Regions from separate parts of the Homo sapiens genome. Here region 2 is linked to region 1. Evidence: read pairs that join two places in POLR2A ChIA-PET (ENCODE). Cell type or tissue: OCI-LY7. All regions are shown on one strand.

Region 1 (4,000 bases):
GGATGGTGAATGGATGGATGAATGATGGACGAATGGATGAGTGGATGGATGGATGGATGGTGGATGGATGGATGGATGGTGGATGGATGGACAAATGGATGGGTGGAAGGACGAGTAAATGAGTGGGTGGATGGATGGATGGATGAATGGACGGATGGGTGGATGGGTGGACGGATGGATAGATGAATGATGGATGGATGGATGGATGGTGAGTGGGTGGATGGATGGATGGTGGATGAATGGATGAGTGGATGGATGAATGGATGGGTGGATGGGTGGATGGATGGACGGATGGTGGATGGATGAATGATGGATGAATGGATGAGTGGATGGATGGATGGATGGTGGATGGGTGGAAGGATGGGTGGATGGATGGATGGATGAATGATGGATGGATGGATGGGTGGATGGATGGATGGATGATGGGTGAATGGATGGATGGATGGATGGATGGTGGATGGATGGATGAATGGATGGAAGGATGGGTGAATGGGTGGGTAGATGGATGGATGGATGGATGGACGGATGGGTGGATGGGTAGATGGATGGACAGATGAATGATTGATGGATAGATGGATGGTGAGTGGATGAATGGCTGGATGGATGGATGATGGATAGATGGATGGATGGATGGATAAATGGATGGATGAGTGAATGAACGAATAAATGAATGCTTTTTGTCTTCCCAAGGAATGACTCCCACAACATGAGAGACTTGGGGAGCCGGGAGGCAGCTGTTTAGAAAATGAATGACAACAAACCCAGAGCCCAGACAAGATCTGAAACACCACAGACCTCCTTAAATAATAGGGGAAACGGCATTTCCTAAACCAGCCAGAGACACCAGCCAGCTGTGATGGTGAATTTTAGGTGTCAACTTGACTGGATGAAGGAACACCTGGAGAACCGGGGAAGCATTGTTTCTGGGTGTGGCTGTGCGGGTGTTTCCAGAGGAGACTGGCCTGTGAGCAGGTGAGGAGATGCCCTTCCTGTGGGCGGCACCATCCAAGCAGCTGGGAGCTCAGACAGAACAAAAAGCCAGAGAAAATGTGATTCCCTCTCCCTCTCCTGGAGCTGGGACTCTTGGTCTCCTGCCCCCAGACATCAGAACTCCAGGCTCTCCAGCCTTTGGTCTCCAAGACTTGCCCCACAGGTTCTCAGGCCTTTGGCCTTAGACTGAAGATCACACCATTGCTTCCCTGGTTCTGAGGCTTTGGGACTGGGGCCAAGCCCTGTCACCCCCGTTCCTGGGTCTCCACCTCGCAGAAAGCCTGCTGGGGGCCCTCCACCTCCACAGTCGCGAGAGCCGATGCTCCTAATCGGCCCCTCTTGTCTGCCTCTACCCGGCTGCTTCTGTCTCTCTGGTCTCTGGAGGGCCCTGACTAATGCGCCGGCCAGTCGGTCAGGCTCCTTTCAGCCCTGAATGCTGTGAATGTAAGTAGGAGCCGATCAGACAAGGAGTAAGAGAGTCAGCTCTGCCCCTGGTAGCCCTGGAGTCCCCAGCCCCACACCCCCTCGGTTACCCCTGACCAGCCCCACCCACCCCAGACGACAGTCAGTTCTGACTGCAGAGCTTTGTGTTCTGGGGAGAAACAGCTGCCACCCCCGTCCTGGGCAGGCCAAGGGTGGGAGGAACAGGGGGAGGGCACGCAGCCATATCTTCATGGTCTGAGGTTGCTGGAGGCCGCCGAGCTCATTTGGAATGGCCAGGGCGTCCCAACTGGGCTGAGCTCATGAATGACAAAAGATGAATCTGGACGTGTAGGAAACGCTCAGTAAATGCCCCGAAAAAATGAAAGGGGCATTCGCTCTTCATCTCTGTGGCCAGAGGGACCGATGCATGGAATGGCCAAGTAAGGAACCAGGCCTATCAGCCCCGCCCTCCACACCGGCTCCTTGTGGTCAACAAGCTGGGAGTCCGGGAGGCCAGAGACCAGCAGCCTCGGCAAGTCCCCTCCCTGCTCTGACCCTTCCTCCCCTCTGTCCACGGCAGGGACTGCAACAAATACGCCCCGGCCCAGCAAGAGGTCCCCAGGAGTCTGAGCACCTGGGCAGACCAGGCCGCAGGGAGGAGCTGGGCTTTTGCTTGTGTTTTGTTTTTCCAGAACACCTGTCCCGGAGAAGCCAGGAGGCGCTGGCAGAGCAGAACCGTCAGGCTCCAGACCGTGGTGAACGTCCCAGCTCCCCAGCCTCCGCTGGCCCCAGGCCAGACTCCATTTGGAAGTGCTGACCACAGCTTGACCACGGTAGGAAAAACATCCAGGGAAGGAAGCAAGCACCGCCACAGAGACAGGGCTGGCGGGGCCGAGGCCAGGCCCACGCTGAAGGGCAAGTGCGGGTTCCGGCTCCATTGCTCCCAAGTGTGCCAGCACCCAGCACACGGTCCCAGGGGGCCCGGTCCCCAGCCAGCTGTCCCTGACACACCACAGGCCACATTCACGCGGGCTCCAGGAGGCAAAGGGCATGGCTCAGATGCGGAGACCAGAAGCAGCAAGGCCCCAGAGTGGCGGGGCCCTGGGGCACGTGCGGTGCTGAGACCCTGCACACATGGCTTGACCCGCTCAAGGGAACTTTGAGGGTGGGAGTGTCACCGCCATTTTACAAATGGGACTTGGAGAAGCTGAGTCACTTGGGCGAGGCCGCACCCTGGGATGGCAGGGCTGGGACTCAAAGCCAGCCTGCCGGGGTCCAAGTCCATGTGCTCAGCCACCTGCTCTGTCTCCCAAAGGTGCAGCCATTGCGTCTTTTTTTTTTTTTTTTTTAAGACAGAGTCTCACTCTATCACTCAGGCTAAAGTGCAGTGGCGTGATCTCTGCTCACTCCAACCTTCACCTCCTGGGCTCAAGCAACTCTCCTGCCTCAGCCTCCCAAGTAGCTGGGATTACATACGCCCACCAGCACACCCAGCTGCTTTTTGTATTTTTATTAGAGACAGGGTTTCACCGTGTTGCCCAGACTGGTTTCGAACTCCTAACTTCAAATGATCCGCCCACCTCAGCCTTCCAAAGTGCTCAGGTTACAGGCGTGAGCCACCATGCCCGACCCAGCCATTGCATCTTTATGTATAAAATAGTGGAGAGAAAAACAGTAGGCACTGCCATCTGTGTGTGGAAGTCTGGACTTGTTTTAAGCGACCGGTGGGGGGCGGCAGGAGCAGCAACCTGCACTTCACAAACACCTCCTGTGGACCTCATCCAGTCTCCTCAGCTCAGCCCGGGGGTCTGCACGGTGACATCACCTCCATTCCCAGCACCCCACACCATGACTCATGGTCCAAACCCGCCGTCTACTCCCAGCTCCCCATGAGAGATGCCACAGCTTGGCCAGCACCACCACTGACCGCCACGGTGAGACATGGGGAGACCAGAGGCCAGCATGACAAGAAGCCCCTTCTGCAGCCCCTCAGAGCCGCAGCCGCCTCACTGGAAACCATGGACGATGACAAGGGCTGCCCATTTGCAAACTGCTTGGCCACACAGCTGGTAAGTTGAATAATGAGAGTTTAATCCAAATTTATGTACGTCTTACATCACTGCATTCCGCCATAGCAAATTAAAAGCAAAATGAAATTATATACTGAATACGCTGCATTTTAACTGTTGGCCAAGAAGTAGGTTTGGCCAGGGTTTTCCTGTATTTTTCTCTTTACAGTTATCATAAATACCAGTTGAGTGTCTAAGTATGTGTGTACATGTGAGACTGTGTGTGTGTGAATGTGTGTGATATGTCCGTGTTGGGGGGCTGTCCATGGATGTCTGTGTGAATGTGTATGGGTGACTGTATGTCTGTGAATGTGTGTGTGTTAAGTTGTGCATGTCTGGGTGTGGGTGTGAACATGGAAGACGGGTTCAAGTGTGTGTATGTGTGTTTGTGTGTGGTGTGTCCATGGATGTCTGTGTCAATGTGTGTGTGTGAGACTGTATGTCTGTGTGTGTGTGTATGTGAGCTGTGTGTGTCTGAGTGTGAGTGTGAACATGTGTGGGGTGGGTGCAAGAGTGTG
Region 2 (4,000 bases), 110 kb before region 1:
CTGTCCACTGGGAGGAAGAGGGAACCCTCAGGGGCTGGGCTGGAGGAGGGGTATACTATGAGACCCACTGAGGGGTCTGAAGTCTCCTGGGAGTACAGGGCAGTGACAGGGCAGGAGGGTCCCATTGTGCAAGGACCCTCACCTCAGCGTTCTCACTAGACATGAGCTTGACGAGAACTCAGCGAAGACGCGGCACACGGAACCAGAGCGCCAGCCCCACATGGCCCTCCACGCAATCCCACAGGGGAGGGGCCGGGCTGTCGTGCCTTCCCTCTGGACCCAGCCCACTCTCCCCCAGTCCTTGAAAAGCACCTCAAGGCCCTGCCACGTCTGCAAGTGGCTCTGGAATCTCCGTGGCACAATTACATCACTCTCCTGTGGCTCTGTGGCAGGCTGCTGTGTCACACACTGATCCTTTTCACATCAGTGTCTCGGCTAGAAAGAAGCGTGTGGAGGCTCCGTGTCATCAGAGGCTATACTTCGTGGAAAAACTCCACACCCATGCCACACCAGTGTCTGGTCCACAGAGCAGGCCAGTCCTCATCACTTCGGAACAGGCGGGCCGCAGTGGGTCTCTTGTTGGCAGGAACTTGACTGTCGCTCCTGAGCCCCTGGAGGGGAGGCAGCGAGGGAAACTAGGGTTGTCTTTGTAGCCCTTCCTGTTTCTAGCTCTGTAACTGCAACCAGGATAACCTAAGCTTCGGTTTCCCATCTGCAACAGGAGAGTGACAGTTCCAAGGATCAGCCATCATGTACAAGACCAGTAGAGGCTGAGCATACAGTAGGTGCTCAATAAGTGGGAGCATGGCCTATCACCCCAGAGGGCGAAAGGAGGGGCTCATTCAATGAGACGGCATTTAGCACAGGGGCCGGTCTCAACACATAGTGTGGTCAGCATTAAAAATGACAGATTTTTTAAAACCTAGGAGACTAAAAAGTTGGATGGGGGTTGGTGCTGCGTTAGTTCCTGCTCAGCTGTGTTGCTTTTGTGGGTTTCAGGGATCATTCTTCTCTGTCCAGTGGTCCATGAGGAGGCCCGAGATGGCCAGGCAGGAATGTGGAAGCCCAGACGTGAATGGGCCTCCACGGCCAGACCTGGGCCCCAGCCCAGCTCCCTCCACCCCAGGCCAGTGACCACCCCTCCTTCCTTCCTGCCCCGTCTCATCCTTTCACTCCTGCTGTTTTCTGGGAGTCAGCTGCGCTGACAGATGCTAAATCCCGACCATTATTTTTGTCCTCACAATAGCTTGAAATCTTCCAGGAGGGGCCCCGAGCACGGCTGTAGCTCTCCAGGGACGGCAAAACCTGCCACCTTCACCTTCTGCCCGAGACCCTGAGGCCCCAGCCCAACAACCTCGCCCACCTGCCCCGATTCTGTTACAGAAAGGCAGCTGCTCAGAGGCCATTGCCCCCGCCGCCCACAGAAAATCAAAAGAAAACCAACAAACTCTGCTTTCTGCCCCTGGTGAGCCTGTGTGTTTACGGCGGACATAAAATAGTGTTGCTGACAGGCTGGGATGCGCCGCACTGGCCCCGGGCTGTCTGATGCTGCCAAGCAGGGTACCAAGCTGCCATTAGTGTGTTACTAGGAAACCGAGTCGGATGTTTCCTGACCTCCGTCCACACCTCAGGGTGCTTCATCCCCAGGGGACTGGGGTGGGGGCAGCAGAGAGAAGGCGCATCGAGCCTCTGAAGAAGCCGGCTGGGAACTGGATGGTGTGCATGTGGGGAAGGACGGACGGAGAGATAGACAGACAGACAGACAAGAACCGCTTTACACATCAGGGAGCTTGTTCTCACACGCCCTGGCAGACCCTCACCACGACCCATGAGGGAGGGAGGCCTTGCTTTTTCTACAGGTGGGGAAACCAGGGCTCAGAGAGGGCATGAGAGTCACCCAGCTCGCCAAGCCACATAGGCGGGTACCTGCACAGGCCCCAGCTACCAGATTCCCGGAAGGAGACCCGTCCACCGGACTGTCCCTCCTGGCCGTAACTCCCTCTTTTTGGGGGCTTCTTTCTAAGCAGTAAAAGAGCCTCCCACCATCTAAAAATATTCAGGAACCAAAAAAGAACAGCCCCTGGGCCAGGTCACAAGGACTAGGCCCAGGGGAATGTCCCGGGCCACAGCACAGGGTTTCATTTCCCCCTCTGCTATGTGAGGCATGCTGTGTGACCTCCGGCAAGTCACCTACCCTCTCTGAGCCTTAATTTGTGCAACTGCAAAATGGGGGCTGGAGCACCCACCTTGCAGAGTTGTGAGGGCTGAGATGAAGCGGCAAAGCCCAGGGCCTGGCTCTCAGGGGACAGGAGCAGGGATTGTCGAACAGCGTATGGACCTATGGCTCAGATCCTCCAGTATGGGAATCGTGAATGCTCTCGGGACCTCATTATCCCCAGCCCTTCCTCCTACCACAGTGAACCAGGCCCAGGCCTAGTTAGGTGTCCTCTCTGTGCTCTGCTCCTTTATGAATGACCCTTATGGAGCGTTTATCTCAGCAGTGAGAAACAGAAGCAGGAAGACAAGGGAAAGTTGGTGGCAGAGACTGTCCTGCTGTCCTTTCTAAGCATCTGGTGAAGGTGAACTTCAATTCAGCCTGGTAGGGTTGGGGGCTGCCTCTTAGAGAAGGTGACCTGTGGGTTGGGTTTTGTAGAATGAATAGGAGTTGGGCAATCGATATAGGAGATACTACGTACGTGATGGGACTTCTACAATAAAACCCAGCATGTGACGCTTGTTCATTTTAGAGCAATATTTCTTAAGTGCCACTGTGTGTCAGTCAGATCTACGCTGAATACAAGGGAAATAACGTCAAAAGGGAGAAGTCTTCCTCTTCCTGGAGTTCCAGAACAGCACGAGGAGGGCGATTTAGAGGGGGAGGGACCTTCATCAGACACAGCACAGCCCTCTCATTCGGGCCGAAGCCCAGCTGCCTACTCCTTCCTGGAAAATGGCAAGATGAATGCGTATGTCTTTAAAGCTGCCCTTCTGCGCCGGTCCCCTCCCTCTGCAGAGACTGCATTAAATGAGACCAGAGAGTTGCTGTGACCGAATCAGTCCTGAAAGCACTCGAGTTTAACGAGGTATTAAAAATGAAAACCCCTGGAAGTCCCAGGCCATACCTGCTCACACACACACGGGAATGCGGAGCGGGCAGGGTGGTCACGCGCACCTGCTCTGCGTGCGTCAGAGGGTTCCCCTGCGATCTCCCACTGAGAAGGAACAAACGGCCTCTCCCTCAGTGGTGGGGGTGGGGGAGCAGGGTTTCGAGGTCACTGAAGCCCCCAGCCACGTGGCAGCAGGGCCTCTGGAGACAGCTGGGGCCCACTGTGGTGCCAGAGTACCAAGGGGCCCACAAGATGTCCGAGGGGGGCAGGGAGGGTCCCTGAAAGTGTGGGGCTCTCATCCCAACGAGCTGCGGTCTCCACAGCCAGCCCCACAGGGAAGTGCTGATGGCTCTGTTAACAGGGAAGGTGCGGACAGGGAGCTCCCGCCCAGCAGTCCCACAGCCACCTCCCGACGGGGACTGGGCTTGTCTAGACCACAGGAGCGAGAAAGGCTGGACTGCCTACAGAGGATCCCCACCGAGCCAGGTCCACCAGCCCTCAGTTCCCGAGAACAGACACAGCAGAGACCAGGACCCTCCTAAAACCCCAGCCCAAAACGGCCCTCAGTTCCCGAGAACAGACATAGAAGAGACCCAGCCAGGACACTCTTAAAACCCCAGCCCAAAACAAGGTAGTGACTGGCCTGGCACAGGGGGTAAGAGCAGGTTTCCTAAATCACACTTTGGCAAATCCTACGCACTCTTCAAAATGAACACCTCCTCCAGGAAGGCTTCCTGCCCTCCTGGCTTGTCAGGGTCTGCCCCCAGAGGCTGCTGCCTGGACAGCACATGTGGGAGGTAGAGGAACCTCGAGTGAGAAGTGCAGGGGCCCACAACGGGGTCCCAGGTCCCAGGTCTGTGGGGCAGGGAGGGCTCCTTTAGCCACCCCTGGGG

Evidence for each region. Peaks named below come from ENCODE experiments on the same cell type or tissue, not always from the same donor. Only the 100,000 strongest peaks of a DNase experiment are listed, where the experiment ranks them.
Region 2: POLR2A ChIA-PET joins it to region 1 with 7 read pairs; 4 of 35 experiments call an interaction of 5 or more read pairs at or near these places.

The regions. Positions count from the first base shown.
Region 1 is chr9:133,933,499-133,937,498 of GRCh38, forward strand. All of the region lies in intron 2 of VAV2 (vav guanine nucleotide exchange factor 2), which reads right to left. Among named protein-coding and RNA genes, the nearest start is that of VAV2, 57 kb to the right of the region's middle. In OCI-LY7, no CTCF peak of the experiment used is centred here; no DNase peak of the experiment used is centred here.
Region 2 is chr9:133,820,737-133,824,736 of GRCh38, forward strand. The region is part of intron 4 of VAV2 (vav guanine nucleotide exchange factor 2); the gene reads right to left. Among named protein-coding and RNA genes, the nearest start is that of SARDH, 84 kb to the left of the region's middle. RefSeq lists enhancers at 1,988-2,037, 2,378-2,467, 3,518-3,627, 3,760-4,000. In OCI-LY7, no CTCF peak of the experiment used is centred here; DNase peaks (open chromatin) are centred at 1,595 and 2,115.